Regions from separate parts of the Homo sapiens genome. Here all the other regions are linked to region 2. The links are chromatin contacts, found by Hi-C or POLR2A ChIA-PET in ENCODE. All regions are on one chromosome and are shown on one strand. The core of a region is the stretch at or near the end of the contact, and the rest is flanking DNA. Distances in the headings are between cores, read along the strand shown.

Region 1 (2,951 bases), core at 231-2,730, 1.3 Mb after region 2:
GAAAAGACACTTGATTTATAAAAAGAGGAATGGAAGGAAATTATAAGGTAAATTAAAGAATGAGTTCATCAACACATACACAAACTTACACCCTTTTCTTCCTTGCTTGCATGATGTGAGCAGAAAGAAATGTGTGTTCTTTCCATTTCTGTTTCTTTTCTTTCTTTCTTTCTTTTTTTTTTTTGAGATGAACTCTTGCTCTGTCACCCAGGCTGAAGTGCAGTGGCGCAATCTCAGCTCACTGCAACCTCCGCTTCCCGGGTTCAAGCAATTCTCCTGCCTCAGCTTCCCAGGTAGCTGGGATTACAGGTGCATGCTCCCACGCCCAGTTAATTTTTGTATTTTTAGTAGAGACGGGGTTTCATCATGTTGGCCAGGCTGGTCTCGAACTCCTGACCTCAGATGATCCACCCGCCTTGGGCTCCCAAAGTGCTGGGATTACAAGCGTGAGCCACCGCACCCGGCATTCTATTTTCTATTTTCTTTTCTTTCTTTTTTTTTTTCTTCCTGTAGAGATGAGGTCTCATTATTTTGCCCCCAGGCTGGTCTCAAACTCCTGACCTCAAGTGATCCTCTCGCCGTGGTCACCCAAAGTACTGGGATTACAGGTGTGAGCCATTGTGCCCAGCCCTCGGTTTCAATTTTCTACATAAAATAAATAACTCGATAGAAATTAGACTTTATCAAGGACAGCACTAGGAACACATAGGCCACTCAAGACTAATAGAGCCCACTGCTGTAGTCAAAGATGCTTCAGTGGGTTATAATTCTGACTTCTATAATTAAATACTTTCACATATACCCCAGCAAAGAAAAATCAAGTGCCCCAGACACCCTTACTAAAAGACTCTGAACCAACAACACCTAGCTTTCATTTTTATACCAGAGATATTTTGGCAAGCCTGAGACCTTTATCAAAGTGTAAAATGTCCCCCAGCTGCCTCCATGCAAAGGAAGCTCCCTTGCAAAGAACACACTTTCTCGAAAGAGGGCGGCCCCAGAGTGCTTCCCCAAATGAACTCCTCAGGACCCAAATACATGCTGAATTGTGCTTTTCTAAATCAAACCTGTGGTCTGCAGTCTAAACACCTATCAAGACAACACCCATTTAAGAAACATAAAAGCAGAGTGAGTACACAACTCTCTCCTCTTTCAAAGCTTTCACAGAATTAAAGAATCTTTAGCACCTGGCTTCCCAGATTACAGAGAGCTGAGTGAATATTACATCCCCAAAGTCATATTTCCTACCTCACTACTCTAAGGAGAGTGCTAGGGTATCCATTGCTTTGCCATCTTGATCTGTCAAGCAGTTACCTCTCATACATCAGCCAAGAAGTGACGTTACTTACATGCAATACAAAGAGAGTAAATCCAAGAGCAGTCTTATTCCTGGATTCAGAAGCCTCATAGTACTCTGAGGCCAAGCTTGAGGATTCTACTTAAAGCAGCCTCAGCTCTGGAAACTCAGTCAACCCAGAACTAACATTCAAAGCTGATCAGAGAGTAAAGCTCTTTCGAAAGAAGAGGAAGTATCATCTCCACTTCCTCAATCCTAACGTTCTTCCTTCTCATTGTTATGAAACCCTTCCTTGATGCCCATATCCAGGACACAGTACATGTAAGGCAAGCACACCCCATCTGCCTGAGTTCATTGATCACTAAGCACTGCCCAGTGTATTCATTTGCCGAGCACATTGGTGGAACAGTTCATGGTTCTGCTTTCCTGTTTTGGAGGCAAGGATGTTCATTTACAGGCATGGAGGGTGAGATGATCTGCAGAGTCATTCTCAGCATTTTTGGGTGAAATGCCACTTCAACCTCTTTAGGTTCAATCTTCTTTCAGATTTCCCTCTTTCCTCCTTTCCTAATCGTTCATAATGCTCTAATAAAGAGAGGGTACAGACACATTTGTAAAACGTATTTTAGGATAAAAATAAGTCTTAGCCTGCCATCTTTTGCAGTAGACATAGAAGAGTCTCTAACCACAAAACTTTTCTTTCCCACATTGGAAAAGGAAAATGGCAGGCTGAAAGTCAGAGATATTCCATCTCATTACAAATTCCTGCCCTCCCAATCTCCCTTTCAACACCAGCTTCTTGTTTCTCTATACCTTCTAGGGAAATGAATACAGCTGGGCGTGGTGGCAGATGCCTGTAATCCCAACCACTCAGGAGGCTGAGGCAGGAGAATTGCTTGAACCTGGGAGGCAGAGGTTGCAGTGAGCCGAGATCGCACCACTGAACTCCAGACTAGGAGACAGAGCAAGACTCCAACTCAAAATAAATAAATAAATAAATATGTATGTGTATATATATATATAATATATATATATAATATATATATTATATATATATTATATATATATTATATATAATATATATATTATATATATATTATATATATAATATATATATTATATATATTATATATATATAATATATAAAATATATATATTATATATATAAAATATATATAATATATATAATATATATATAAAATATATATAATATATATAATATATATATAAAATATATATATAAAATATATATATATATAAAATATATATATATAATATATATATAAAATATATATATATAATATATATATAAAATATATATATATAATATATATATAAAATATATATATATATATATATATATATATATAGAATATATAGAATATATAGAAACCTAATCCCCAATGTGATTGTATTTAGAGGTGGACCTTTGGGGAGTGATTAGGTCATGAGGACAGTGCCCTCATGAATGGTATTAATTTTCTTATTAAAGAGAACCTGGAGATCTGCCCACCCCTCCACCATATGAGGACATGGCCAGAAGACAGTCACCTAGGAACGAGGAAGCAGGTCCTCACCAGACAATGAATCTGCTGGCGCCTTGATCTTGGATGTCCAGCCTCCAGAACTGTGAGAAATAAATGTCTTTTGTTTG
Region 2 (2,929 bases), core at 293-2,792:
TAGGAAAACAATCTAAAGGCACAAGTGATTCTAAAATACACTCCCCTGGTTTCCTGAGATGTTGCATTCCACTCTTGAACATGAAGATAATGGCTAGTTTGGAGAACCATCTCAAATGATTTTGCCAAGTGTAAACACATGAATATTTTTAAGAAAATGTCTTCATTAATGGCTGTTGAGCTAAAATCTCCATAACTACATATTATGCAAAGATATGACACTTAACATCCATACTTTACAGATTTTTTTTTTTTTTTGAGACGGAGTCTCACTCTGTCACACAGGCTGGAGTACACAGGCTCTGTCACACAGGCTCTGTCACACAGGATTGCACACAGGTGCAATCTTGGCTCACTGCAAACTCTGTCTCCTGGGTTCAAGCAATTCTCCTGCCTCAGCCTCCTGAGCAGCTGAGGTTACAGATGTGTGCCACTACACATGGCTAATTTTTGTATTTTTAGTAGAGACGGGGTTTCTCCATGTTACCCAGGCTGGTCTCGGACTCTTGACCTCAAGTGATCTGCCCGCCTTGGCCTCCCAAAGTGCTAGGATTACAGGCAGGAGCCACCATGCCCAGCCGGCATACTTCAAAGATTGTAATAAAAGTACTTGACCTTAAAACATTGTTTCCATTTAATCATATTCTGTAAATCTGGGGAAATGAAAAACAAGAATCTCAATTTTTAATCAATATTTGACCAGACACATCTTTAGATCAAGCCACGAGCTTTTTAGATAAAACAGAAAAAAATTCCCACCTTTGGGAAAACTAGTAGAAATGCGATGTCCAGATTCAGCTGGATATATCTCAAGATCGATATTTACCACTATATTTATTACTACCTGAAACTCTTAAGCCAATCATTAAAAAAATTCCAAAAGATTACTGGACTTACTCTTTGAATTTTTGTCTTTTAAAAATATAGACATAATTCAGCTTATTTAAACCCACCTACACAAGTCCTGTGTTCAAATTTTACGGGGCATAGAACCGTTCACTTTGGGTACTTCTTTGCCTGTATAAAATGCTGTCATGTTGATATATCTAAACACCAAGGTACAAATTTAACTATACGATTTTGAAGGAAGCAGTTGAAGACTCAGGTAACACTGCTTTAGGACAAGTCAAAAGAGAGTTTGCTGTTTGGCTTTTGACACTGAAGTTTCTTACCAATATGTTTCATGAAGCTCTCTCTAGGAAACTACAGTATTTTGGTATCAGTTCTCTAAAGCAACTGCCTGTGAGTTAATGTGGTTGTTTTGTCACAGCGTGCCTTTTGTCTCCACCCGCCTCCAGTCCCATCTTTACTCATTCTGCCTTTTGGATAAAACATGTACAATTATATATGGCTTGGTGCGGAATGGGCTTGGGATGCCACAAAACTAAAGTGGCACACTTAAAAAATACCTCTCAGCTACAGAGTCAAATAAGACTTGGAAATGCTAGAGGTCAGAACATTGCTCACAAATTATCCTGGTTCAATTTAGCCTGTGAATGTTTTGGAATTATACAAACAGTGTCTGATGACTCATATAACTTGTAACTTAAGTGCGTTTTGCTGTTGTGCATCCTTTTAGTCCAGCTACCCCCTAAGGAACAAAGTGTTACAGAAGCAGTTATGGTTTCAATTTCCCTCTATGATTCGCTTTCATTTGAAAACCAGTGAAAGGTGGGGGGAAATGGACTGACTAACTCCTGACACTACCAGGGCTTCAGATTACTCAATTTCCACGCTTCCTCTATCAGGGGAGAGAGTCCTAACAAAGACTAAAAATAACTTAAAGAAACCAAAAAACATAAAGATGCTACTTAGGAAATATTATTATCAAGAATTAATTAGTCTGCCAACCAAGTATTATGTACTTGAAACATTCTTTTATTTTTTAAGATATCATACATCTAGTGTCTCATTTGATTCTAATTTTGAATAGTCATTAATACAATAGAGGTTTGCATTAATAGCTATTTAATGGCTATGAAAACAGTGGCTATTGTGTGAATGGCTATAAAAACAATGGCTCTTTTTATGGTGCGTTCATGCTATCTACAGGCAGATGAACTGCATTTTAGATTATCAATCTGATCTGATTTTCTCTGTATCTCTGAAACTCATGGTTCTCCAAGGATGACTTCTCACTGGTACCCAGTGTGGTGAACCTTTTTGTAAGTCAATGCAATATTTGCGACTATAGTCTTGGTTTGGTTCATCTTTCTTTTTTCCACTAGGAAAATGTTCACTTTATCTTCCACAATCTTCCACAAGCTTCTTCAGTACCAGGCAAGGGACTCAACTCCTGATTATGATCATTTCTTGCCTTACTTTAAGGATGAGGACTAAACAAGGGAAAAAGTGGTGAGAATACTGGAATACATTTCGGGCAAGGTTCCTAAGGGGGAGGATAAATCGTACACACACTTTACAGAATCCACGTAGTCAAAGAGAACAGAAAGGCACCCAGAATGGCACCTACTCAACACAATCTTGACTTGGTAGATAAGGGGATTAATATACAATAAATTTCCTTTTGCAGCTTTCTGGAGACTCAAAGTGCTCTAGTGAAAAGATCATTGATCTTGCAGTCAGGGGACTTGAACTTCAGCCCTACCTATACTAAATCCCTGGGTAATCTTTGACAAGTCACTTAAATTTACTTAGCCTTAGTTTTCCCAACTGTGAAAACAGGAATGAAATTCTCTAGTACCCCACAGGATTGTTCTCGGGCCCAAATGTCACAATGTATATGAAAGTGCATTATATAAATACGATTATGTAATATCTGGTATCATCAATGGAGGAGGCTTTCCATATGTACTATGCCTAAATATATTACACACATCTATACTGAACTTTTTTTTTTTTTGACTGACTCTCATTCTGTCGCCCAGGCTGGAGTGCAGTGGCATGATCTTGGCTCACTGCAATCTCTG
Region 3 (2,768 bases), core at 88-2,587, 1.2 Mb after region 2:
TAAAATACGTGTGTGTGTGTGTGTGTGTGTGTGTGTGTGTAGAGAGAGAGAAAAAAAATTTTGCTTAAAGAAGTTCTATTTGTTTTTTCTTTACAAATATCTAAGCTGAACTGATTTAAATTTGAAAGACAACCTTTTCCGTTAACAGGTAGAGAACTCAGGGGAAAAAACGTGTGAAAATGAAAAGCAGTTCCAAAATTTGGTATGTAATCTTAGTACAGCATTTTATAATGTTTTCTAGAGGTTCCTGGCTTATAGTCTACATATCTAACTATTGATCTGATAGCTATTGTATATGGTTCTACTGTATGTTTGAAGAAGGGATATGACATAGTGAAAAGAGGAGAAGGTCTTTAAATCCAGAGGCCTGGAACCAATTCCTGGCTATTATAATTAGTAGCTGTGGTGCCCAAGAAAATAGCACTCTCTGAATCTGCTTCTTCATTTATAAAATGAAGATATTGATAATAATTCTAATCCTATAGGTCTTATAAAGATTTTACAAGATTTATTTGTGAAAATCCTCTGAGAACTAAACAACATCCCTTTATATGAGTATGTGTAATATAATATTATATCGTTGAGATAAACAAATACTTTATATCTAATAAACAGAAAAAAATCATAATTTTTATAAGTATGATTTATGTATCCTTCAGCAATTACAACGAAGCTAAAGTGTTTAAATTATATTTCCTGGGAAATATAGATCCCAAGAAATATTGCACTGACATTTCATCTGACCAATGTTAGAGTAAAATTTATCCCCCCCAAAATTAATCATCCATAAAGATGGCAGTAATTACCTTAAATTTTAAGCAAAGATAGACATGTTATAATCATGGCATGTTACTAAAATCCAGGCAAGTTATCATGAAAAGGACCTAGTCTCAGCCTCACTTCACAAATATCTCCCACACTGACCTGTCTTGTGTTCTAAAGTTCCTATCATTCCCTCAAATCATCTCCTGGGACCTTTTTTTGATATGCCAATTCTCTGAGATCAGTAAAACCCAACTAGTACCTATTGGCAAAATATTTTTGCCCAAATATGTATATTATTTGAGTGGCTAAATTTTAGCTGAGAGCCAGGACTAAAGACAAAGAAGAGAATTCGTGAATGTAGATGCTGGGTAAGATTTGGGAAATCTGGGGTCCAGGAGTCCCTAGCAAGCACTTGAGACAAACCAAGAACCAGGGGAATAGGGAGAAAAGGGCGTTGTTAACAGTCATTCCTAGAGTGCTCAGGCCTCCAATGAACAAGATGAAATTACATTAGTTCAAACAAGAAGAGCAGCCTTCAGATGAACAAATGAGAGGAAAGTCCCTGGAGGGCAGCGATGGGATCAGCCAAGGCAGAGAGGAAGTGATGCTCCTTCCATCGCTCCCAGCTGGGTACCAGTGAGTATCCTCCACCCATTCCTTGTGAGCACCCAGTGGGACTGGAGCCCTCCGGCTCCACCTTAGGGCTACTTCCAGGGAAAGCCCCAAAATGTGAGCTTTGTCTCAATTCTGCCCAAGACCAACCCTTGGTCTACACCACGTTCTTATGCCTAGGATGGGATGAGAACAATACCTCAAGCAGAACAGGCACCCAACTCAAAGAAAGGCTTTTTTTTTGTTTGTTTTTAAGTGGGGGAGGGAGCTTAGTTATTGAGTCATTGAGTCAACCCTGTTCTGACAATAATTCTCTTAAAGCAAATTATTAACTGTTAAAACTGTTTTCCCTGACCAGAAACAGACTGCATATTATAGAAATAACAAATTCAGGGAGTTTCAGTTTCACCTAACATACATGAATTTGAAACCTAAATTGGTTTATATGAGACAGTGAAAACAATCTTTGAGAACTTTATTGCATCTAAGATAGATTTTACTCCTCACAACAGGAAGTGGAACCCGTGAACTAGTCCGTTTCAAAATGATCTTGCATGTGGTTTTTCGCTAGGTAAGTAAAAAAAAAAAAAAAGCAAGCAACCAGTTGAGCATTTTATGAGATGGTTTTTCAATAGGGGAAATTATAACTTGCTATCATCATAAATATTCAGAGCCTAGTAAGATATTTTCTCATTCTATTTTCTTCCAGTTTGAATGTTATAGGTAAAACTAAAAAATTATTCTAAAAATCTGATTTTGCCCTAACTTACTTCTAAAGTTGAGGGGAAATTTTTCTTTGAAAATATGTATTTCTTTTTCATTGAAGAAGTGTATTTTTCTTTAACTTTTTAAAAGATGGTTCAAAAACTTCATTTGGCCACGAATCACTCAAAAACACATGGAAATATACAAAAGACCCAGTAGAAAATATACAAAGGAAACTCCTTTGATATTGAATGTTGGGGCTAACGCCCAGGTTACGGGTAACTGTTATATTGACTTATAATCCATATAGTAGTTGTTAAACCTTGCAGGCAAAATTTACCCCAAGATGTATTAAAATTCACAGTAAGATGCTCTGTCATTACATCAGACTTCATAGTGATCCTAATCTTTAGCAAAAACTATACAGTGATATGCTGGTAAAATGGGCTCTCTGGTTGCAGGAGCCCTAACTGGTGGCTTTTGTCAATTTCTGTGGTAGAAACCCTCACATCATTGACAGTTTCAAATTACCAATATTTTAACAACCAAGCCACAGAAATTCCTGACTATTTTAGAGCCATACCAGATCGGCACAGCACTGATAGAGCTGTTAGGGATGTTCTTCCAGAAACCCCTGACATCTCCACAAACGTTTTTTATCCTTCCCAGAAAAATAGACTCAACTT

The links. A loop is a pair of places that touch in the nucleus more often than their neighbours do. ChIA-PET counts read pairs that join two places held with the same protein, here RNA polymerase II (POLR2A). Pooled maps may share reads with other maps.
Region 1: a loop to region 2 is called in a map with no recorded cell type, with 8 times the contacts of the local background. The contact joins the promoter of IPCEF1 here to the enhancer-like site in region 2. A Hi-C loop is called at or near these places in 6 of 37 single-sample maps with no recorded cell type and 2 of 50 pooled maps. POLR2A ChIA-PET finds 5 or more read pairs at or near these places in 1 of 52 experiments (MCF 10A).
Region 3: a loop to region 2 is called in a pooled map, with 6 times the contacts of the local background. The contact joins two enhancer-like sites. A Hi-C loop is called at or near these places in 4 of 37 single-sample maps with no recorded cell type and 2 of 50 pooled maps. POLR2A ChIA-PET finds 5 or more read pairs at or near these places in 1 of 52 experiments (T-cell).

Annotation. Positions count from the first base shown.
Region 1 is chr6:154,355,323-154,358,273 of GRCh38, forward strand. IPCEF1 (interaction protein for cytohesin exchange factors 1) reads right to left here and starts at 1,481. Exons shown (of 12, transcript NM_001130700.2): 1 at 1,350-1,481.
Region 2 is chr6:153,091,234-153,094,162 of GRCh38, forward strand. The region is part of intron 1 of RGS17 (regulator of G protein signaling 17); the gene reads right to left. Among named protein-coding and RNA genes, the nearest start is that of RGS17, 39 kb to the right of the region's middle. Within about 2 kb of position 1,543, at least 6 of the 41 ENCODE cell types and tissues checked have a DNase peak (open chromatin) inside an H3K27ac peak, as active enhancers do.
Region 3 is chr6:154,248,299-154,251,066 of GRCh38, forward strand. All of the region lies in intron 3 of IPCEF1 (interaction protein for cytohesin exchange factors 1), which reads right to left. Among named protein-coding and RNA genes, the nearest start is that of IPCEF1, 110 kb to the right of the region's middle. Within about 2 kb of position 1,338, at least 5 of the 41 ENCODE cell types and tissues checked have a DNase peak (open chromatin) inside an H3K27ac peak, as active enhancers do.